Linked DNA regions of Mus musculus: region 2 is linked to region 1. Evidence: chromatin loops called from intact Hi-C (ENCODE). Cell type or tissue: left cerebral cortex. All regions are shown on one strand. Links, peaks and the distances in the headings refer to the core of each region. The heading gives the core; the rest is flanking DNA. Region 1 holds the start of Ddias (DNA damage-induced apoptosis suppressor). Region 2 holds the start of Pcf11 (PCF11 cleavage and polyadenylation factor subunit).

Evidence for each region. Hi-C counts contacts between places; a loop is a spot of excess contacts. Peaks named below come from ENCODE experiments on the same cell type or tissue, not always from the same donor. Only the 100,000 strongest peaks of a DNase experiment are listed, where the experiment ranks them.
Region 2: a loop joins it to region 1, with 4 times the contacts of the local background. A loop is called at or near these places in 11 of 42 quality-filtered maps.

Annotation. Positions count from the first base shown.
Region 1 is chr7:92,867,948-92,880,404 of GRCm38, forward strand. Ddias (DNA damage-induced apoptosis suppressor) reads right to left here and starts at 6,300. Exons shown (of 6, transcript NM_001355126.1): 1 at 6,194-6,300; 2 at 4,815-4,897. It overlaps Prcp (prolylcarboxypeptidase (angiotensinase C)), which reads left to right and starts at 7,306. Exons shown (of 9, transcript NM_028243.3): 1 at 7,306-7,553. The coding sequence starts at 7,392. Gm40448 (a long non-coding RNA gene) reads left to right here and starts at 9,441. Exons shown (of 2, transcript XR_869796.3): 1 at 9,441-12,457. In left cerebral cortex, for the core only: CTCF peaks have their summits at 2,410 (motif pointing left) and 6,588 (motif pointing right); DNase peaks (open chromatin) are centred at 6,353, 6,591, 6,954, 7,256 and 2 more places; H3K4me3 peaks cover 2,309 bases; H3K27ac peaks cover 1,937 bases.
Region 2 is chr7:92,663,249-92,675,705 of GRCm38, forward strand. Pcf11 (PCF11 cleavage and polyadenylation factor subunit) reads right to left here and starts at 6,664. Exons shown (of 16, transcript NM_029078.3): 1 at 6,181-6,664; 2 at 2,492-2,617; 3 at 719-907; 4 at 214-408. The coding sequence starts at 6,372. In left cerebral cortex, for the core only: no CTCF peak of the experiment used is centred there; DNase peaks (open chromatin) are centred at 5,710, 5,937 and 6,856; H3K4me3 peaks cover 4,380 bases; H3K27ac peaks cover 2,221 bases.

The DNA of each region.
Region 1 (12,457 bases), core at 2,409-10,408:
CTTAAGGGTAGATCCCATACCCAGCAATAGATAGTTAACACAACATGAAGTCAGTATTTTTGTCTCATATTGGTTTGTAAACCCTACACTAGAAGTCATAACATATAAACAAAGGGCCTCTGTACCCCTGTATATGCTTTCTTAGCCTCTGAGTTCACATGTACCTTGTGACTTGACCTTGTTGATTAGTCCTCCATCCCCTCTGCCTCTCACATTCTTTCTGCTTCCTCTTCCACCAGGTTCCTTGAGCCCTGCGGGGAGGGATTTGATGGCAACATCTGGCTGAGTATGGCTGAGTGTTCCTAGGTTTCTCATTCCCTGCATACCTATCTGGCTGTGGGGTTCTCTTCCCATCAGATACAGGAGGAAGCTTCTCTGGGGATAGTTGAACAAGGTACTGATCAGACAGTAGCAGAATGGCAACAGGAGTCATTTACTAGCTGTTGTTATTATCATTATTTAGAACAGTAGTATTTGGTTTTAGCCTAGGCCTCTGGGCTTGTTTGTTTTCTAAAGAGAGAAAAAGGTATGTTGGATGGGTGGAGAACACGGAAAAATCTGGGAGATGGAGGAGGGGAAACCATGATCAGACTACACTGTAAGAAAAAAAGTTTTCAATTAAAAAAAGTTCCCATCAAGGCTTAAAAATGAAAACTTGTTAATAGATATAAGTTAAACATATAGACCACCTATCTATATTCAGAAAGGGAGTATAGAAAACGCTAATCCAAGGCTCACGCCTTTAATCCCAACACTTGGGAGGCAGAGGCAGGCGAATTTCTGAGTTCGAGGCCAGCTTGGTTTATGCAGAGAAAGCCTGTCTTGGAAAAAAAAAAAGAAAGAAAGAAAACCCTAATCCTTTATTATTGTTTTGAGACCTTAGGTATACATGATTAAGTTACAAAGTTTTGCCAAACACATCCATATATTCTTAGACTTGCTTGCCACCTAGGAAAATGAAGTAGTTTAAAATATAATTTATAAGGAAAAGGGGTCCACCAAAAACCCATCATTCGTGCTAACAGCTCAGATTCAAGTCTTGTCTTGGCAACCATGTTGATGAGACTTCATGGAGGAAGCCTCTGATAGTTCAGCCATGTGGGTGCTAGGAACTGAACATGCATCCTCAGGAAAAGCAGTCAGCGCTCTAAACCACTGAGCCATTTCTCCAGACCCCTTTTCTCATTTGATTGCCTTTCCTTGGTATTTATGTCCTAGTAATTTACGGGAGCACAGGAAGGGATTGCTTCTTGCTTCTGCCTTACTAAATGCTTCACATTTGTTTGCTCCTTTCCACCGATTCCATATTTCTAATGTATAGCTCAGAACTGTCGATCCCAGCACTAGGGTTGCACACACGCATACAGCCATGCCCAGATTTTACTTAGCTGCTGTAGCTCTGCAGGTCCTCAGGCCTATACAACAAGCAGTGATACCCACTGAGCTGTCTCCCACGCCCACTAGGTTAGGTTGAACATTGTCATTATATTGTGGGCCAATATTTAGGGGGTTCAATACAGAATTCTATATTCTATGTGGACATCCAAAATTACTCTTGATGCACTGTGGGTTGTACCACCTCTTGGCAGGTAGGCCTCTGCTGTTTAAGAAAAGTAGCTGAGCACCAGGGAATGCGGGCACACAGCTTTAATCCAGGCTCTTGGGAGGTAGAGGCAGGTGGATCTCAGTGAGTTCATGACCAGCCTGGTCTACAGAGCAAGTTCTATGAATACTAGGGCTACAAAGAAAAACCTTGTCTTCAAACCAGAGGAAAGAACACAATACCACCACCACCACCACCACCACCACCACCACCACACACACACACACACACACACACACACACACACACCCCAAAATAAGGAAAAGAGAAGTATGAGTCTGAAGCCAAATAGTAAGCAGTGTTCCTCCATAGTCTCTATTTTAGTTCCTGCTTCTAGGTTCCTGCCTTAGCCTCCCTCTGTAATGAACAAGCCAAATAAACCTTTTCCTCTCCTCATCAAAAGATTATTTATAAATTTTATTACATAGATACTTAAGATGGGTTGATTTATAATTTAACTGAGACGCTGTGTTGTACATATGTTTTCCCTTCAAGTACTAGGGACTGAACCCTGGACCTCATCCTTACTAGGCAAGCATTTTACCACTGAGCTACAGTTTCAACCTTTTGAGATGTCTTCTAAGTTTCCCAAGGCTGGGCTGGAATTTGTGACCCTCCTAACTCAGCTTCCAAGTAGGTGGAATTACAGATCTGATTATATATATATATATCACCAATACAAGAAAAACTTAATATAAGCATGGTATTTTGGAATTAATTTTTAAATTAATAATAGCAATAACGAATTGCTACATTTTAAGATTGGTTGTTGTCTTTTATTTAAGGGTTTATTGCCCTCTAGTGGTTCAAGTCTGTATGTTAAAAAACAAAACAAAACACTGTAACTTACAGGTAAGTTACTTAAGAACCGAAATGAAAGAGGTCAGTTTATTATTTTTAATTGGTGTTTTACCTGGCTAACCTACATGGTAAAAAGACACTTCGTTCATTGAATGAAGGACAATAATATAGTAATCAGTCAGGAGTTTGTTCTTCTCTGTCTAATCATGCTTCCTTCATGATAAATGTAATATATATACATACATACACACACACACACACACACACACATATATACACACACACACTCACACATATATATATACACACACACATATACACACACTCAGATACATACACACATGGAATGGAGTGATTGTGTGTTTGACAGCTAAAAGTACCAGATCTGAGTAAGTACTAAAATTGGGAAAACATTATAGACCTGAGAACAACTTCACATTTGGCCTGCCTTGTAATTTTTGATTCTTTTTGTTTTGTTGGGAAGGATGATGGTATAGTATTATTGGCCAACAAAACGTGTTCCAACTTGATAAGCTCAATATATCTACATACTGTAATATATTACAGAGCTGCTAAATGGCAACTGTCGCTGTATATGAGTCAATGACAGGAAGACACAGTTCTGTCCTAGTCACTAGATTTATGTTCTAGTATAAGAGCTGACGTAACTGTAAACAGAAAGGTACTTAGTGATGGGCTATAGGGTCAATCAATGAATAAGTAGAGCATCATCTTCTCTCTGTCATTGAGGGCATTGAGGCAGGAAAGAAAGGAAAAACTGTGGGGACATGAGAAGGTGAAGAAGCCCCTCACCTTGGGATCTAGTTTGCCTTTTTTACTGAGTTCAGAAACTCCAAAGCAACTGATAAACCTAAGTTGACTATGTAAATATATGTTCTACAGACTTACTTCGAGCTAGGATTTTAGAGTTTTATCACGATTGCACCTTTTTTACACCCCCAAATCTAAGCAGTGCACCTCATAAGACCACCTTACAGTTGGAATTACAAAAGCCTCATAAATTACTTCCTTGGGCTAATGTAAATCAGCCACAGGGTCATGCAGAGCAAGACGCTGTAAACAGATCTCAACATCTCACGAAGCCCACACCATGTCTTGGAATTGTAGTTCTTTCCTTTTCCTAGATGACTCTATCTAAATACTTAGTAATCAACTTTGCTCAGTCTTTTCTTGAGGCATAGTCAAGGATCAGGGCTACCTGATGGAGGTCCCTAAGAAAGAGCTCTCAGGCTGCTGGGGGATATGCACGAAAGGCAGAAACAACATTGACAGCAGAGGGGAAATATTGTAGAACACTCCTGTTGAAACGTTAACTAGGAAAGCGTTGGCACACACAACAGCTTTTCCATGTTTGGTATCATTTCTGGGGTATTTCTGACAGACATGGAGAAGGGAGCATTTGAGGTAAAACAATAACAGACAAGCCAGGAAGTTAGTTGTGGTTCAGGCTGATAACGTGTTCTAGTCATCAATGTGTATCTATGAAACAATGCAAAGACTTCCATAATGTCACTTCTTACAGGAGAGTCAACTGTATTTAGAAGTCTCACAAATTCAAAGTTTAATAAGTAACAAAAATTGAATCCTGTTAAGTCCTTCTTGTCACAAAATCCTCTCAATTTTAGTAAGTCATACTATTTCTAACTAGCCATATGGCCAGATACCTAAAACTCTCCCTCCACACGCCATGTCATATCCAACATTTTTATCCCCCCATCCCCTCCCTTTTTTGAGATATCATCTTTCTATATAAAGTTCTGACTATCTTAGAACTCACTGTATGGGATGGTCTTGAACTCAGAGATCCACCTGCCTCTGCTTCCTGCCCAGCTTACTCCTTTTTAATATTTATTCTTCTAGAATTTCATACAATATATTTTATATTTCCCCCTCCCCATCTTCCTATGCACCCAACTTCCAGTTCTTTCTCAAAAATAAAAAAAAACAAAGCTGGAAATAGTGGTCTAAGCCTTTAATTCCACACTCAGGAGGCAGAGGCAGGATGATCTCTGTGAGTTTGAGGCCAGCCAAGGATACATAAAGAGACCCTGTCTCAAAAACCACACCAAAGCAACCCCATGGTGGCTAGATAACTGGGACTCCTCCCTCCCCTCCCTCCCTTTCCTAGCCAAGTCACAGTCACCAATTTAGTATCAACTCTTTACAGGGCACTTTCCTGATCCATGGCGATTTCTAGACCCATCTTTTTAAAGGTAAGATTTTCCTCTGTTGCCCTTAGGTCTCTTTGAATCTCAGGCTGGCTTCAAACTAGAGATTCTCATGACTTGGCCTCCCGAGTGCTAAGCTTATTCATACAGGTCTCCATACTCAACTTTGCTATTCGGTTTAATCCTATCCAAAAAAAAGGGGGTGGGGGTGGGGTACTTACCCTAGGACAGCAGTCTCTATTGTTAGTTGAAGTCATCCAAAACCTGGCCCTTCTTGGCATAATGGAGGCACTTAAAATTTTATCTGAGGAGCGAATAAAAAAATGACAGAGTGCTCAGTGATCCCATTTTTTGCAAGGTCAAGAAGCCAGCCTTGACATACCTATAAATCTAGCAATTGGGAAATAGAGGATGATAGAGGGAGTTCAAGGTCAGTTTTGGGTATAGAATCCTGTTATCTTGGAGCCGGGTGTGGTGGCACTCACCTTTAATCCCAGAACTCAGGAGGCAGAGGCAGGCAGATTTCTGAGTTCGAGGCCAGCCTGGTCTACAAAGTGAGTTCCAAGAGAGCCAGGGCTATACAGAAAAACCCTGTCTCAAAAAACAACAACAACAACAACAACAACAAAAAACCAAAACAAACAAAACAAAAAAACAACAAAAAAAAATCCTGTTATCTTAACTCACACACATAAAACATAAAGCAAAACAAACCAGAACGGCTTTACAAACTAAGCAATTACTAACGAGTCAGAACATGCCTTAGGTGTGGTGGGATAAAAAGAAGTTTGGGAGGTTGAGAGGGTGGTGCTTTTGAGGAACACACAAGGTAATCTGGGGTTCGGGATAATTCAGTATGTCATGAACAGAGTGTGTGTGTGATATCCTGGGTTTCACCTCCCACACTGAGAGGGTATATGTGTGTGTGTGTGTGTGTGTGTGTGGGGGGTATGACAGGGTCTAGAACTGAAGTTAGAGAGGCAAGCAAGGCCAAAGAGCTTTTAACCTAAGTTACAGATTTTGAACTTAAAAATATCGGGACAAACAGAAGCTTCTAAAACAAGTGGTGAGTATCTAGGTAAAGAATTTTTCACCCATCTGCCTGGTCTTGGAGGCTACTACTGTCACTGCATGCAGCTGTCACAGGTTAGATTATGGTAGTGGCAGTGTTCAGTGGGGAGTTGGATTTGGATCTCAGGTGTGGGTTCGTGAGAGCAGGGAAAATAGAAACCTTTCAATTTCTGGACTGCGTACATTACTCAGTAAAATACTTTCTCTGGGCAGTCAAAGTCATCTGAAAAAAATAAAACAAACCATCTTTGCCAGCACCTAGCACAGTAACCTGCTGACATAGTTTTATGCCCCCGTTGAAAGTCGAGCCCTTTCCTTTCTGGGTTTTTGGGGATCCGCAGCAACAGTAAAGTGCTGATAAACCTTCGCCAAGGAACATGAAAAGTATTGACTTTCCCGTTTAACCTCGTAGCCGGCGTTTACGGCCAGAAGTCCTGAAATCAATCCATACGGAGTGCAAGGTTACAGCGCCTCGTCAGGAGTCTCTCCACCTAGAGCCCCCCAAGAACTCCTTTTTTCAGCGTCTCACCTGAGGCAAAGGACACAGACAAGCCCGGGCAACCGCTCCGCCCTCCGGCCGCTCGGTCCGCCGCTCTCCAAACGCCAGCAATCGAATCTCCCGCGTCCTCTTCCGCCGGAAGGACCGTCTTGACGGACTTTCAGGAGAGCCAATCAGAAAACGCCCTGCAGGGCGTGTCCCCACCCCACCACCCACCCCCGGGCAAGCGACCCTTCTTGTAAAGCTAGGGGTAGCTGTGGGTTTCGAGGGTCGTTCTTCATCGACTGGTGGAGCGGTAGTTCTCTCGGCGAAGTGCGAGGGAAGCCGGGAAGGCTCGAGGCGTGGGAAGGAGTGGCTTCAGACGGACGCCGAGGGCGTGGGAGCGGATGAAAGTTGGCGCCGCGGGCTGGACAGGAGGGGGCGCTGTTGTAGAGGGAGTCGCCATCGCGGAGCATGGATGGATTACCGAGGCTTAGAGAAGGCTTAGTCTGCGCGCAACACCCAGCGGCCACAGGAGGGACGGGTCGTGCGGGCAATGCGGACGATGGGGGTGACCCGAGAACTGAACACCGGTGGGGCTGCTTAGGCGGGAACAACAGAGGCGAAGAGCCCGAACGGCCTACAAGGAAGGGGGCAGAGCGATCTGTGAACCTCGCTCCATTTCCTGCTACTTGAGGGGCCCAGCATCGAGTCCCTGTACTTGTTTCCTCACCTAAGTAGAGGGGAGAGTCCAACTCCGTCTGGAAGGTTGCTGTTCTGGTTGAGTGTGGGTCACGTGTGTGCCGTCATGCCTGGTGACAATAGACTCACTCTCCCTCCCTCCTCCTCCCGCCCCGTGCCATTATAAGGGATTTGCGGAGAGCTGGGGTGTTACGTGGGACTGAGGTTGCGGGGACAGTGTGATGGTGGCAATAAAGGCGGGGATATGGCATAACCTAGGGTAGCGATAGGGCTTGGGGAGCCATAGATAAGGATGGGGCAAAACCCTGCGTAGTAAAGGCCGACGTAGAGTGTGACCTCAGTGGAGGTGGGCGGGGAGAAGGAGGATGGCGAGTGGCAAGTGTGGAGGCAACGCCTTTGGGGCCAGGAGCTGCCTGGTTTTAGGTTTCCCGGGGGAGGAGCTGGTCTGCAGCGGGCGGAGCTACGAGCTGGGCCCGGCTTAGTCTTTGCGCTTCTGCTGGTGGCTCTCTTTCTTTAGTCGCCCACACTGTGGCTGCCATCCCCAGCCATGGGCTGCCGGGCTCTCCTGCTCCTGTCTTTCCTATTACTCGGGGCCGCCACAACCATCCCGCCTAGGCTAAAGACCCTCGGCAGCCCGCATTTGTCAGCCAGTCCCACACCCGACCCTGCTGTAGCCCGTAAATACTCAGTTCTTTACTTCGAACAGAAGGTAAGCAGAGGCTGGGGAGTAAGGGTTCTAGGTCCCACGTCCCAACCGCCCGCCCATACCTTGCTTGGCTGTTGGAGCACCGCCGCCCACTCCAAAATTCAGACTCTGATACTTAGGACTTGACTTGGTTTTAGTTCACATTTTCTGGAGGGTGGTCTTAAGCCTTAATTATTCGAGTGTTTCCCAACAGAGACCATGAGAAATTTATCCCTCCAGTTCTGGAGGTCCAGGATACATATTTTTAACTCTTCATTTTAGGAAATGCCTCAATCTAAACTCTTTGTTTACCTTGGCCAAAACCAGATTATGGAGACTAACCTTTGACCCCATACCTCTCACCTCAAATTCTTAGGTATGGAGGCTAACCTTCACCTTTAGGTCTCTCAACACAAATTCAGATGTACCCATTACATAAGAATGTATCGCTTCACTAAACTGCTTCTCTCAGCTGAAATGTTACCTTTAGAGGCTAAAAGGTCTGTATCCCCATCTGAAGTGAGTGCAAGGATCAGGTCTCTCTGGTCTTGAACTTGAGTTCACAGTTTTAAGACAGGCTTCTCCAATGCCTTTGTATTTGGTGGCAGCATGAGACCATAGGTCATTACCCTATAGGTCTGAATGAAAAGTACCTGTGTCCTCTGAAATGACAAGGCTATATAATTCTATAGTTCTAGGAGTCTCTGAGGCCTGAATGCACAAGGCACTGGGATTAGAAAGAGTACAGTCGTCTGATCTTGGCTTTAGAAGTCACATCAGGATTCTGGCCTCACTCTGTGATCTTGGACAAGTTACAGTTAGTTTCTGAGCCAAGTTTCTTGGCTTACTGCAGAAGGTTGCAGTGATGACTAACTGAAGCAGCTAAGAACCATAAGCCCTAGCAGAGTAGCTGCCCTGAATAGAAGGTTACCGATGGAGGCATGCTTATTGATGGGACGTTTGACTAGGTAGGAATTTGGGAAAGAGGGAAGACATGGGGTTGTAGAACAATTTAGTTTTGAAGTAAAAAAAAAAAAAAAAAGACCTAGAAATTTAAGTTTGGGTTTCAAAAAAAAAAGAAAAACGAAAAGAAAAGAAAGGAAGAAAGCAAGCAAACATTTTAATTTAGCTGAGGTAGCAGAAGTCTTTCTGGAACGGCCCCTTTAATTTCTACAGCGGCTTATTTGTAAGTTGAGAAGTTGGAGGCAGGACCATGGAGTTTTATGCTTTCCCTAGGAAAACCTTTCTGTGGAGCGAGCTATGGCTGTCTAGCTGAAGTGAAGGCTGTGTTAAGAACTCTAGGACTTCCTCTTTTCTGTAGCTCTGCTCTCCGCCCACACTGTAAAACAAAGCCGAACTCATGGCTTTTTCCTATGGAACGACTCTTAATCCTTGTACTGAAACCTCTTTTACACACATATAATTCTTCATAGCATCCAGTTATTAGCAGTAAAGTTAGAGGGGGAAGCTTTAGTACATACGGTCTCTAAAAATCTCCCTGGGAATACTGCTTCCAGAGAATGCAGGGGTAAAGGGTGGAATGATGCTAATTTATTTTCCTCTCTCCTCCCCCCCCCCCCCGCCGTGTGTGTGTGTGTGTGTGTGTGTGTGTGTGTGTGTGTGTGTGTGTTACTCACCAGTGCACATATGAAGGACAGGAGGATGTGAGGTGCCCTGTGCTATCACTCTCTGCCTTATTCCCTTGAATGAGAGACTGGAGAATGTTCTTATTGAACCTGGAAGCCTGGCCTTCACCCATGGCAAGTGTGGGGTTACAGGCAAGTGTGGAGCCATGACTGACTTTTCGTGTGGGTGCTAAGGTCTGAACTCGGGTTCTTAGGTTTGCATGACAGGTGCATTTCCCTCCCGGCCAATTTTCTTTTTCTTTCTTTCTTTCTTTCTTTCTTTCTTTCTTTCTTTTTTTTTTTTTTTTTTTTTTTGTATAGAATAGAGTTTATTTAGGGGTTTATTTATTTATTTATTAAAGGTGTGTGCCACCACCCTCAGCTTACAGAAACTCTGCTAAAGGCAAACATTTCATTGGGGCTGGCTTACAGTTTCAGAGGTTTAGTCCATTATCATCATGGCAGGAAGTATGACAGCCTGCAGGCAGACATGGTGCTGGAGGAGCCAAGAGTTCTACATCTTGATCAACAGGCAGCAGGAGACTATAAGTAGTTGGAGCATATATAACCTCAAAGCCCACCTCCACTGCCACACTTTCTTGAACAAGGCCACACCTCCAATAAGACCATATCTTATTATCTTATATAGTAGTGCCACTCCCTGTGGGCCAAGCATTTATACACATGAGTATATGGGGGCCATACCTGTTCAAATCATCACAGGTAGTATATTTGATTTTACTCAGCAAAACTTTATACTCTAGGATTGTACTGAGTTTATACTTTTAGACATTTTTACTGACATGTTTTATTAATGTGGTGCTGGGAATTAAACCCAGGGCTTTGTGTGTATTAGGCAAGCATCAACTGTGCTATATCTCCATCCTATTTGTATGTTTTTGTGTGTATTTATGTGGTATATGTATATATTTGTGTGGGTATCTGCATGTGTATACGGTTACATATATATGCATATATGTGTGGATAGAGAGTTTCTTCCTTAATTGCTTCTCAAGTAACTTTTTGAGATAGGAGGTCACACTGAATTTAGGCTAGCTGGCCAATGAGTTCTAGAGATTTTCCTGTCTCTGCGTGCTCAGGCCTAGGATTATAGACAAAGGGCATGCCCAGTATTTTAGAGAGTGTGCATATGAGGGAGATTCAGAACTCAGGCTCTTTACTGACTACACCATCTTCTAGGTCCTCACACATTCTTAATGAAAGTTTATTCTTAAATATATAACACAGCTCCAAGACAACATATCATCCCAGCCATAGGTGGCAAGAGGTGCAATTTGCCTTAGCAAGCAAGGCAGATGTTTAAATAGGAAGAGAACCAAGGGTCACCACAACCCCAAGCACAAGGAACAGCTTTGCTTTGCCAGCTTTCTTAATTCTACCTGTGTGCAGAGGGCTCTCTCCAACCTTTGCTTCTATCTCCCCGAGTTTCTTATCTCTTCTCGTTTCAGCTTGAATACGTCATCTGTTTAGTTGTCTGCATTATGCCTCTTTTGGAAACTGCTGGTCATTCGCACCCAGCTATTCCTCTTAACTTCTGCTCCGTGTTTCTGTTACTCTTTGTCTTGTTCCAGTGTGGACCTCATGGCTGTCAGCTCCTGCAGGCCTCCCTTCCCGCAGCTTCTCAGTTAGTTGTGGGTGAGCACAACAGTGGGCTGGGCAATTTGATGTATGTAGATCCTTTCAGTTCTGCTTTCGGTTCCTGTTTGGTGTTCCCCTTCCCAACTTTTGCCCCTGTGGCCTGTTGTCTACTAAAATGCAGCTGTAAGAAGCTGCTTGGAAGAAGACACTGATAACAATCTTTCCCTTCTTCCTTGTACTCCTCTTTCTCTATCACTGGCTTCTGCTGGTGACCTTCCCCTTAGGCCTGGAGTAAAACTCCTGTTGTATGTGTTTGATGAATAGAAACGTTTCTGGCAGGAGTCTTGGAGATCATGGAACTGGACTCTTAGGCATGCTGGATTGACTGTGATCTACGTTATAGAGGGTGGCTGATAATTAAGAACAGAGGTTCTAGAGAGACAGACTGGGTTGAGAATTAACTTTGTAACTAAATACAAATTAACTTCAGAATTTTAGCTGTTAGCACATTTTGTGCTTTATGAGATCTAGACACAAGACATTTCAGTAGGTATTCTAGATTCAGTCCTTCTTACAAATTAGTAAATTTGTGACATGATCTTGGCCAGTTGCTTAATCTCTCAATTATCCTGTACTAACATTTAGAATAACGTTGGCCATGCTCATCTCTGACTCACCTTTAATTCTTTTGTCACTAGAGCCTCTAGTCTGTAGTCCTCTGCAGGGGAGCAGCAGTGTGGCACAGGTTTGGGGTTTTACCATTGCACCACTTGTCCTTGGTGAGTTGATCCTGTGCAGTATTTCCGTCTTGACTTTGAACAAGATATAAGCAAAGTACATTCCAACTCAACAGTTGTCATTTCTACCACTGCATAGCTGTGGCTTTAGTTTATAGGCAGATTAGAGAGGAAAGAGTATCAGTAAGGAAGAGACCTGGTGCTATGTCTTAATTATCTTCACTTCTAATGCCTTACACAGTGCCATTACATGGTAGGTAGGGTTTTACTTCCCCTATACCCCTGACTCAGATGGAGTCTGCTGCACATCATGTACTGGCTTAGAATTTGAGATCCTCCTCCCTCAGACTCCTCTGCCAAGAGAGTGGAGTTTGGTTCTCAGCATCCATGTCAAGTTGCTCATAACTGCCTATGATGCCAGATCCAGGATGATCTGATACCTCTGGCTTACCTACACAGAGACACACACATACATAATTGCACATAAAGATAGTTCTACATCAATAATTTTTATTATTTATTTAGAAGATATATGTATGAAAGTGAATTGTAAAAATATTTTTGTTATGGCTCACAATATTTAAAAGTCCAGAACCCTTTTTTTTTTCCCCGATACAGGACTTCTCTGCATAGCACTGGCTGTCCTGGAACTCACTCTGTAGACCAGGCTGGCTTCGAGCTCAAGAAGTCTGCCTGCCTCTGCCTCCCAAGTGCTGGGATTAGAGGCATAGGCCACCACTGCTCAGCTGTATCTTTCTTTTTGACAGTGCTTTATCCATGCTAGGCAAGTGCTTAGTCTTTCATATCTAATTGAATATATTGCAACTCTTTCTTGAAATGTGGGTTTTAACTGAAGTTATAGAAATTGGCCTGATCAAGCTATTAAAGGATAATAATTGTGTCACTTTTTAATCTGTTGACTCAATATCTCTGGTCTTTCCTTGATATTATGATACCTATATGTTGT
Region 2 (12,457 bases), core at 2,532-10,531, 200 kb before region 1:
ACACATTTGTAGCCTAAGACAGCAATCTACTAGAACATATTAAGAAAAAGCACACAATTCATAATCAAGTGTTTTTTAATAAGGATATAGAAATTTGTCTGAACCAGTAACATAATTTCTAAAATAGAGAAAAAACAAATCAATAAAATATTCAAATAACTATTTCCCTGTCAGTATAGTTAAAGACTTGAATATCAAATTTCCCCTACTTACCAGCTGTGCCTTAGCTTGTTCTAACTCAAGCTCCAGCTTTTTCTGCTGAAGTTCTAACAACTGTTTTTGTTTTGCCAGTAACTGTTGCCTTATTAGTTGTTCTTGGGTAAGATTCTTTTGTATATCAGGTACAATGGGAGGAGTGGAGATACTGGGGGAACTGACCACTGTGCCAGGTGTTGAAGGCTCATCAGGCTATAAGAAAAAAAAATACTTTTTAAGCAAAACATTTATCTAGAACTGCCAAAGGTCAACTAAAACTTATCAACTTTACCTTACTATTATCCATAATCGCAAATATCCAATACAAAAGTTTGCAATAAATAAAAAAAAAAGCTTAGGGATTTAAAATGCCAAGTTATATAAAAGGTATATGATTACACGTACACATTTATGACTTTTTCAATTTAAACTGATTCTAGTTTTGCTTTTTGGAAAGTTTACATAAGTTAGCACTTGATAGTCAAATTGTACTACCTTATACACCATTCATATAAAGACTTACCGATTTATTTAAAAATTTGGGATTCACATGGATGCTAGATGTATTCACATTAGGAGGCAGAGGTTTAATAGGCCAAGCAGGATCTAATGAATTGACTCTGACATCCAAGGCATAAAGTTTCTTCAAAGGGAATATTTCATCCCATGTGGAACGTAATTTAAATAAACTTTTTCTAGTATTTTCATCCACCTAAAACAACAGAATAATTCTCTGGCTTGTTAAGTTACTATAGAATGTTATATATTTTAAGTATAAAGCTACTTGCCAATTTATATTATCCACTTTTACATAAATATCACAAAGACTTATTAAAGGCAGGTTTGATCACTAAAGTTAACAAAATTAGTTCTCAAAGAAATCAGGAAAGTGGTTATCTAATAGACTTAAGCAAGCAACCAGGCAACTTTTTATCTTCTTAAAAGCACAAGTCTCCACATTTTAGGGCTCCTACTAAACTCACTGAATGAAAACATAAAGCCAGAAATTGGTTTACCTGATGGTTAATGTTTTTTAAAGTTACTTGCTAGTAGTATACAGTTAGAAAGGGAAAATTATCTTAACAACCAAATGCAATACACTATGACTATTATCTTTGAACTACTACTTTGGGTACAAAAGATATCCTCATAATTTTAATACACAAAATACTAGGCAAGAATGGGCATTATATATCTTGCCTGTTCACACTGTAATGTATATAAGGAGATTTTTTAGAAAACAGAAAAATACAGTAATTAGTAAGACAGGTTTTTTTTAACTTTAGCCCTATATCTATATTCATGTTGTTAGAGAATATATTTACAAGGTCACTTTTATGAACTATAATAAAACTAGATTCAGTAAGATACCAAAACCCCAAATAACTGGAACATACTGAAATTTAAACCAGGTTAAGTTCCCCTAAATTAATTATTACAAAGTAGGCTGTCCTTAGCCTCCAGTGATTAGTACTTAGCAAAGATCAAATATTCATACCACTGACACTTTTTAGTATCTGAAATATAGCTTCCCAAACTATTCCTCTATATACTATTTCTTTTCTACCTACTTAAATAACCCTACTACCCAATTCTACCATTCAGACACCTGGTACTTTCTATAACAAGTTTTAAAATATAGCATCAACTACATTGTTAGGAATCTTTAAAATATATATCTTCAAGGGCCCTACTGCTCAGTGTGAATTACTTCAGAAAACACCTCCTGCTAACCAAACAACCAGTTACAATGTCACAATGGAATGTACAATTTCTAGCTATGAACACTAACAAGCATTTCTCTCAAGCACTAAAGAGGAATTAAAGTATTTACAGAATAACTTAAAGCAATTAACTGGTCCAACATTCACACATCCCTGAAACTTTAACACTTTAACAAGGTAGCAACTCTAAAGGACATTTTGGGGAAAAGACTTAATAGGAACCAGGGAGGCTCAGGCTTCATACTCCCTAACACTATTTAAACTACAAGACTAGGCACCCTGGAAGCTAGCTTTTTGTCCATATTCTACAAATAACTTCACATAACCAAAACATTTCAAAAACACACAATTATAATTAAGGTATATTCAAATCTTGAATGGATTAAACAGTATCCATTTTAATATTCTAACATAAAAAACTAGCATTTGCCACTTTCCTTGAAAAGGCACTTTACAGTAAATGTCCAAAACAATGAAACATTCCACCACCCAAGAAAACCCAACACAAGACCAGTATTTATTTAATCTGGAACACATTTAAAATTTTTTCAAATGTTTCTAAATATATATACCTTTTCAAACACACAAATAAATGTTGCAACTAGATTTTTAGTAAAGGCAGTGAGATATTCTCTTCCAACATTTTTCACGATAGAATCCATAAGGTACATAACTGGAAGCTTCTCTGAGGAAGGAGCCTGAAGTATAAAAAAAGAAACTGAGAAGTTTAGTATAGTGAAGTACCACAAAAAAAAAAATTAACTTTCAAAGTGGTTTTAAGCCTACAATACAGACCTCTAGCTTTGTTGGTACAAAATGCTTTTGATGTTAACTTTATAAGCCTTTAAAGTTTTCAAAAGTACTTGTCTCTTAAAATGTTTTAGTTGTGCATAAAAAAAAAAAAAAAAAAAAAACTCAGAACTATCAAGAGGAAAAACCATTATCTCTACTTAACATAAATTTGTGTGTACTTGGTAGTGTTCAAAGTGGCAATAAAAGGAGAGGGAAAAATATTTTCTGTAATCCAAGTGTCAGCTTGGGGATCTGTGTTTATGTTGTACCTTGAATCAACCAAATACTCTGATAGATGCCCTGGTTTCACTGGATAATTTTATATGTTAAAGTCTATAACGCTTTGTTGTTACCTATAAAATCAAGATTACTTTTCTACAATCCAAATAATGAACTTAAACACACTTCACATACGAAGTCAACGGCAAGACGTTTAAACCTTGCACACAAACATGCAGAAGTGCAAGCTTGTTACTGATACAAGAAAAACTGGATAGAGGAGCCGCTGAGTCATGTAAGTCAGGTTCAACTGGACTGGAAACCTGGATGTCCTGAAGATTTTCTTCACAGCATGGACTGTCGTCGAAAGAGTTCTCCTCTTACATGCACAAACCAAGGAGTCTAAATTTGTGCTGAGCCAGTGTGGTGATGCTGATAAAGGTAGCAGCCCTTCCAGGGTAAGGTTGCCCCAGTTGAACTGCAGAGCCTACCCACCACTGGCTTTTACAGCAAGGAACAGCAAGCTTCCAGAAAGCATCAGCAGGTTCACAGACTTGTTGAGGAGCACTAACACACATGCCATACAAGCTGTTAACTGACTCCACAGGAGTACCCAGGATTTAAGGACACAAAACTTAGGTGAACCCCCAATTACCCACCCCATGTGTACATGAATCTAACTAAACACTTACCCAGAGCTACCTGTAGCTAGGGCAAGCTCACACTTCTGGGGTATGCAATGCCATACTTCATAAAGCAAATTGCCCTAACAAGTGTGTGGAAATGCTCTTGCTTCTGTTATCACCCTTACAACCGAAGTTGACTAAAGAAATGTTTGAGTAATTCTGTATAAAAAAAAAAAAACTTATGTGCTAGTAAAGGGTTCACAAAGCCACTGTGTGGGGGCAAACTATTAAGTACCAACATGTCAAATGTTTTTTTGCTGTGTCTTCACCTTATGTCTTGTTTTATACCATTTAAGAAATCATTGCACTTAAATAGGCTCTTTTACCACCACAATCTGTTCAATAGGCTACTGTTTTATTGTACAAGTGAAGTCCTTCCATGTAATATCCCTTTTCCTACTGTTATGAGAAGACTGAAATTAGGTGTGAGTCCATTAGTTTAGTATTGCTGAGATGCTAAAGAGTAAGGACACAAACATATACTCCCAGAAGCATTAAACCAAGCCAGTTGCTACCAAGTAATGTCGAGCCCTCCCCTCACCCCGGCCCAGGTTACGAGTCTTTCCCCACAGGGGCTTTTACATCTGCCACTTAGTCTGGCTTTACAAAAATAACCAGGAAACATGTGCTCAAAAACTTTGAACTGACTTGAAAAAGTAGTCCACCTATTTTCACCACTTTGTGTAACAAAACACACAAATACATAATGCATAAAGTTTTCAGTTCTCCAAGGTCTTGTAGGTCCATTTTAAAACCAGCAAGAAGCTGTCTCCTTTGAATGCAATCTGAGCTGCTAAATATTAAGTGCTGTGAATACCAAAACCCAAAATATAGTATGAAAACTTTTGTTCTTATAAATCCAAGTGCTGTTCTTTTTTTAAAGGTATTTAATGTTAAGTCTTCAACAAGGAAAAAAAAGGTATATTTTCTCTGCCAACATGTATGTAGTTATCAACAAAAAGTTGGGTATGAGGAGCACTTCCTTCTTAAACCTCATACTACTTTTAAAAACCAGCTGCTTCACAGGCATTCGACAGGAAAAGGTGAAGACTTGTTTTAGCTGTCAAAAATGAACACGATAAATTTGCTGGGCCCTTAAAGAAAAAAAAAAAACCTTTTCCCCCTCTTTAAATTAAGATTTGAAAGGACCACGTGAAACCGTGTATCTTGTGAACTGATTTACCCAAAAGAGTGGATGGACCTAAAGAAGAATGAACCCAAGTCACTTAAAGACTTTTGTTTAAAACACACAACCACAAAAGTAAAAATTCTTGGAAACAGATTCTACACCTTACAAAGGTAAATAAAAAAGACAAATACATATTTTATATGTTTTATTCACAAATTTTATAATACCAGTCACACATTTCAAAACCATTTATTAGAGTCAGACCACTCAGTTGTACACTAGACAGAAACCGTCTCTAAACAACATATTGGTGGTTGTTGTTAAAGTGGCCTTTTAAAAGGGGTTCACTCTGCTAAAAGGAGGCTCATCCTGATAATTGCAATCACTAACAACTAGAGAAAAAAAACTAAACCTTAAGTACAAGCTTGAAAAGTAACTTAAAACGTATTAATTGGGAAACGGTTAAGACTCAATATAAACTAAGTTTAACAGTAACTTTACTTAAATAACATATCGCTCCCACATGAATCCACAGAAGAGCAAGACCAGAGGGAAAACAGAAGGTAGCAAAGGACCACTTCGCTCAAGGGGTGAAGAAAAGCAAGCCTTCACTATCAGGGAAGGGAGAAAACGAGAATAGGAAAAGGAGGGACTGAATTTTTCAAAGAAACTTCCAAGTATTTGTTACCCACTGGGCCAATTCTCCACCTACAGGTTGGATAAGACCTCCCCCACACACCCAAACCCCATCCTCAGCCCAATTTTCCTACCATTGGGGCAAAATCAGACCCTCCGAGAGGAGAATAAAAGTTTGATCCAACAGCCCCCACCCCAAAATGGGGCTGACGGGTGAGAGCAGCTGCCTGGCTGGCAGGGAATGGGTTCTCTCCTCTCTTCCCTTTCGCATCATGTGCTTTGCAGGCGCCATGTTGAGCTAACAGGCCGCTGCTCCACTCGGGGCCAATTCCCTATACCCAACCCACCGACAGCTCGCTCCCAGGTCCCCCTTCACCTCCTTCCAACCCACAGAGCACAATTCCCCAAAAAGGACACTGAGGGAAAGCCCCTCCCCACCTTCCCAAGGGCTTAAGATGGTTTGTTTTTTAACTCTTTCGCTCCCCAAACACCAACTGCCTCTAAGTATTTCCCCCATCCGAAAGGCTGTCCCCGATGCGTGGAGCGTGGGGACGTAGTCAGAGGTGGCCTAAATAGGGAGTTGGTAAGCGGAAATGGGGCTCCACCCTGCATCCTCCCCGCTCCCTCCCGAAAGAGGCCCACGCTCCCAGCCGGGGCCAAAGACCAAGCCCGAGTCGGGGGTGGGGGGTTGGAGAGGAGGAACTCCGTCCCCCTTCGGATGGAAGCGAGACCTGGGATGAGGCTGACACTAAAATCAAGGAGTATTAGAAGAATAGGAGGCTGCGGGGTGTATAAAAACCTTGGCGGTTTGGGCCTCGATGAGAGAGACGATCTCCTTGGCGAAGGGCAGGTTCTCCTCGGCTAGAATGGTCAGCATATTGATGTGCGGTTTGCTATTGAAGGTCAGGTCTTCCAGCGACGACTGATAATCCCGACAGGCGTCCTCCCGGGCCCCCGCAGCCCCGGCCTCCGCCGGCGTCTGCTCTGACATTGCGCCGCGGCCCCCCTCCGAGGTCCGCCGCCGCCGAAGCTGAAGCCGCTCGACACCCCGCCTCCCTTCCGACGCCTCGGCCTCGCTCCCCGGGTCTCCGGCGGCTGCGGCTTCACCACATGCTGACCACGGAGGGGGGATGGGGGACGACCCAGGGGGAACCTCGGGGAAGAAACGCCGCAGCCTCACGGGGAATCTCCGTCCGCTTCCAGCCGCCGCCGGGGCTTCTTTCTCCACAGACACAAAATGGCGGCGGCAGTGGCGGCTCCAGCTCCGAAAATGTCTGTGTTCCCAACCGCTGCGTCGTGCGAAATGAACTAGGGGAGGGGAAATGTGCGGTAAGGGGCGGGGCCGTTGGAAACACCAGGCGGGATTGGCTGGCCCGCGCGTGTCACAGGCCCCGCCCCCGGCCCTTCCGCAATACGTCCAAGCACCGCCTTCTTCCTCGGTCGAGTCTCGGCTTTCGCAACACCTCCGGCTCGGAGACGCGGTGCAAAGGACGGTCGGCTCTCATTGGCCAATTCGTAAGGGACTGTTCGGTCATTTGTTACCATAACAACCCATCCAGGGAAGCCAGTAGAGGACGGAGGCTCCAGAGGACCGGCCCAACCAGTTTATGAAAGCTGCACCAGGCCCCTTCCTATGCACTCCTCCAACCACTGGGCGACTCCATCAACCATCCTCCTCCCGCTTGCCTCCTGGGTGCGGGCGGGGGTTGGCATGAGCTGGAAGAGCGAAAGCCTCCAGTCAAGGCCAGTCGCCCCGTCTCAGGTGCTCCCGGGAGCCTGGGCGGGGCTCGCTGAGCCAGCTGTCCCTCAGGCATTAAGGCGGAGACGCCTGCCCTACCCGGAATCCAGACTGGAGTAACTCCTGCTAACTGCCACACTCATAAAAGCACCTAGACAGGCTTGCAGGAGTTGAGTCCCCAGGAAAATGCTTTTATTAGGAGGTGCTATGTGAGAAAAGCTTTCCCAGAGGAGCTGGAGATCTTTTGAAGAAGTCACATTTCTGGAAGGGTATTCACAATAACCTAATAGCACTCACCTCTTCAATCTGCTACATTTCCAAATGGCCTTAGAATAAATACAATATCTGAGCCATACTTGATGGCTCAGGCCTTGAACCTCAGCCCTCAGGAGGCAGAGGAAGGTGGATCTCTTGGAGTCGAGACCTGTCAAGTCTAAATGTCAAGTTCCAGTCCAGCCAGGGCTACTTAACGAGTCCCTATCTCAAAAAAACATAACACTTAATCCCAGCACTAAAGAGACAGAACGGAGATCACTGATTTCAAGGACAGCCTGATCTACAGAGTGAGTTCCAGGACAGCCAAGGCTACGTACAGAGACCTTGTTTAAAAAAAAAAAAATACATCTGAGATATATGGAAAAATACCTTAGATTTCTATAATCTGGTTTTTAAGATACACAAAACAAATAGTTTGTCAGAGCCTTAGTGAACTATGAAGCACAGTGGAGGGATAGTTCGCACACACACATACACACACAAACTGATGACACGTCCACTCCATGCTATGGTTAAAGGGAAGGCTTTTATTGTAGATATAAAGAAAGAACTGCCATGGCATCTGGAGAATCCAGAGCAGAGAAAAAGATAAACCGAACACGACCATCAGACCATGGCCATGGATGTCTTTGAGAGAAGGGAGAATAGCGGCGGATAGACGACAAAGATGGTAAGAGAAGGAAAAGCAGAGCAGAGGAAGAGAAAAAAAAAAAAAAACCAGCAAGAATAGCAGGGTTATAAAGAATGAGGAGCTGGCAGAATGGAAGCCTGTGGGCTGGAGGGAGGTTAGGGTACCTGAGGAGGAGAAAAGGGCTAGGATGCTAGCATGCACTTTGAAGACTGTAACAGGTATTTGTGGTACCAGGGAGCCTGAATGCCAGCATTTGTGTGCTTTGATATCCTGATAGGCACCAACGTAACCACATATGTCTTTTGGACAGAGGGGAATTGGTTTCACAAGTTCCTGAGGAGTGCTGACTTTTATATAACTGCCAGAAATCCTCCTACAATCCAGACTGAGCCCATTTCTGGATATTTAAACTGCCTTTTGGAGTTTGAGGAGTTGGGGTTTCCTTTGAATGTGAAAATTTGGGGATGGTTTGGTTTGGTTTGAGAAAGTGTCTCACTGTGTCCCTGGCTAACCTGGAACTCTCTGGGTAGAGTAAGCTAGCCTCAAACTCACAGCATTTTGCCTGCCTCTGCTGGGATTAAAGGCTTGTAACACAGTGCCCAGTACTACTTTTAGATTTTGTTTTTTAAAAAATAATTCCTCAGTTTGGTAGATATATTCATATTCTCTCTCTTGTCCTCATTCTCTTTCCCTCTCCCTCTCCCATGCCTCCCTCCTCCCTCCCTCCTCTCTATCTCTTCAATACTGGACATCAAATCCAGGGTGGCATACATCCGGGCAAGTATATTACTGCCAAGCTACATCTTTAATAAGTCCATATCATATCTTTTTTCAGTTTCCAAATCCGATTCTTTTTTTTAATTAGGTATTTTCCTCATTTACATTTCCAATGCTATCCCAAAAGTCCCCCATACCATCCCCCCCACTCCCCTACCCACCCACTCCCACTTCTTGGCCCTGGCATTCCCCTGTACTGAGGCATATACAGTTTGCACAACCAATGGACCTCTCTTTCCACTGATGGCCAACTAGGCCATCTTCTGATACATATGCAGCTAGAGACACAAGCTCTGGGGGTTACTGGTTAGTCCATATTGTTGTTCCACCTATAGGGTTGCAGATCCCTTTAGCTCCTTGGGTACTTTTTTTAAAAAATATTCTTAGGTTATCTCCTTTGTGTGCAAAAATCAAAAGTACAATTTAAGTTTCATGAGTTAACAAAAGACATATTAAAATATATTTGTGTGCTTATATTTGTAGTGTTGGTTTCTCAAATGGCTATTGTGGCTTATGCTGGGTTTTAGGTTTTGTTTCATTGTCTTTGTCAAATGAAAAAAAAATTTAACATGATTTGGTTACTGCTGTATGACAAAACTTTTCTTAGGAAGGCTCTCTCACACACCTACTCACTCCAGATAGGGAGCCCACAGCAGACCAAAGTACTGATACCACCACAACAACTTGGTAAACCAATGAGATTTATTGGGTTACTTACAGGAGCAGAAATGACTCTAAGACAGCTACATCACCAAAGCCCACTCCCGCATGGGTGACAGCTCACAAAACCTGGGAACTTGAAGCACACTTCCCAGCCTGCAGCAGTTCTGCAGGTTGGAGAGTGTCCTTTCCAGATGCCTCAGTTGGTCTAAACCTCTTCCAGGCAGCTGGGCTGGTTTCTGTTTCTTCCGGGCAGCTAGTATGGTTTTAGGGTCTTCTTTGCAGCTTGTCTCCTCTGAAAATCCGTTGCTTTTACTTACTCTGGCAGGGAAGGACTTAGTGAATCCGCTCAATTTCAGGGACTTCCTGAAGCTGTTTTAAGTTGCTTACCTTCCTGTTTAAAAAGCTTCCCTGCAATGGAATGTTTCACTATTGGAAGAAATCATTAGATAACAGTTACATAGACAATTTATCTATGTGTCTATGTATCTATTTTTCTGAAAATTAGGTGAATTAGTTTTAGGCTAGTGAGTTCTAAAATTCAGGGGCTGGTGAGATGACTCAGTGGTTAAAAGAACTGGCTACCCTTCCAAAGAGCCAGAATGCAATTTCCAACACCCACAAAACAGTATACACCAACAAGGCAGCACACAAGCTCTGGAGGATCTGATGTTCTCTCTGGCTTCTGAGGGCACCAAGGTGCCATGGTGTACATAAATACATGCAGAAAAAATACCCATACATATATTTTTAAAAGTGAGATTTGACCTTTCATTTGTTTCGAAGGTTGAAATTATTATGAGTCACGGTAAAGCATCTTAGTTGTCACCGTATTTTCTAGTAGGGAATGTTGAGAGGCTGGGTTCACTCACCCTCTTCGAGGACTAGCCTCTCAAGAGGAAATAGTCTAGGCCAAGGTAAGAATAAAGCCTGTTAGGTAAGTGAATTAAACAGATGCATGGATATGCATGGAGAATTCTTAACTCAAGACAATCAAAACACAGAATTAGGTCAAAATAATTTCACTTGGTCCCTGTAGCACAACTTCCTCACTAAACACTGATTTCTCTCAGATTGCTTTCCAGTGAATTAAAAGAAAAGGACAAAAAACAAAAAACAAAAAACAAAAAAACAAAAAGCGGCCAGGCATGGTGGCGCACGCCTTTAATCCCAGCACTTGGGAGGCAGAGGCAGGTGGATTTCTGAGTTCCAGGCCAGCCTGGTCTACAAAGTGAGTTCCAGGACGGCCAGGGCTATACAGAAAAACCCTGTCTCGAAAAACCAAAAAAAAAAAAAAAAAAAAAAAAAAAAAAAAGAAAAGGACAATTATCACCTTATAAAGTGTTAAAAAGATGGGATGAAATGATGTGTTTGAACCCACGACTCTGCTTTCAACAAGGCAAAACAGACTGGCCCATGGTTAGCATGCTACTAACCTTGCTTGGTTTTCAAGTTCTAACTCAAAAAGCCTTAGGATTGTTGTTGTTGTTGTTGTTGTTGTTGTTGTTGTTATTGTTGTTTGAGACAGAGTTTCTCTGTAGCCCAGGCTGTCCTGAAATTTGCCCTGCAAAACAGGCTGGCCTGAAACTCAGACATCCAACTGCTTCTGCCTCCCAATTGCTGGGATTAAAGGTGTGAGCTGTCACTTTCTCCAATCTATGCCTTCTTTGGATACCAGTTGAAGCACTAAGCATGCTTTCCCAAATACTGAAGGCCAGCTCCCTGCTCTCCACAAACACCAACCCATTACCATGTTGTGCAGCTGCTTGAAGACTTCTGTTGCTGGATCTGCCTGCTTTCTTTCAAAGGTAAGGCTATCTACCTTTCCTCTCCATCTTTCTCCTCTCAGCAGCTGCCAGGATTTATATCGTATTTTCCTGTGGTATTCCCTTCACACCTCAATAAAATGGTCCTCAAGCTTACAAAAAAAAAAAGATTAATTCAAACGCATGAGATATAAAGTGCATCAAAGCTTATTCATTCAATCTGAATGAAAACAAAAAATATACTGGAAGGGAGTGTGTGCAAGCCTTGGGGAGGTTTGGAAGTGCCTAGCTATTCTGCCACATTAAAATTAGGCACATTAAAATATAAAGGTTGTGTGTGCGTGTCTTTCATTCATTCATGATTCCAGAGCTCTTGGGTGGGTGCACCCACTGAGGGCATAGAGCGGACATTAAATATTTTCCGCACACAGGTAACTGTCAGATGGCAAAGGACAACTTCAGTTATGCTGTGGGTATCTGACTGAATCGCAGTTCTCAATCCCTTTAGTTTCAGGACAGTGCACTCTCTTAAATGTTAAGAACGCTCATTTGTGGTGGCTGCGCACAACTTTAACTGCAGCACTCAGGAGACAGAGATGGGCTGATCTCTGTGAATTCAAGTCCAACCTTGTCTACAAAACAAGTTCCAGGACAACCAGGGCTACACAGTGAAACCTTGTCTTTTAAAAAAAAAAATAGCTTTAGTTTATGTGGACTACATGTAATTTGTTAATCTATCATTTTGAAAATGATAAATCAGAAAATATTTGTTGATTTAAAATAACAGGGCTGGAGAGATGGCTCAGCAGTTAAAAGTACTTGTTGCTCTTACAAAGGGCATGGGTGTGGTCCCCGGCATCCATATGCTGACTTACAGCCACCCTTGACTCAAGTTTCAAGAGATCCAACTCTCCCTTCTGACTTCCATGGGCACCAGACATACGTGTCGGTAAAACACTCATATATGTAAAATAAAATAAATCTTTAAAAATGTAAATAATAAATATTTAGAACATTATTATAAATAATGCTGGCTTTAAAAAGTATTCTGAGCCCAGCATTTGGGAGGCAGAGGCAGGAAGAACTGTGTGAGTTGGAGCAAGCCTGGGAAGCAAAGTAAGATCCTATCTCAAAAGCAGAACAAAAAATTCAATCATTATGTGTCTAAAAGAAAAGGCCAATGAGGAAAAACCTCAGAGTTTTTGTTTGCTATTTTCCCCAGTTTTGA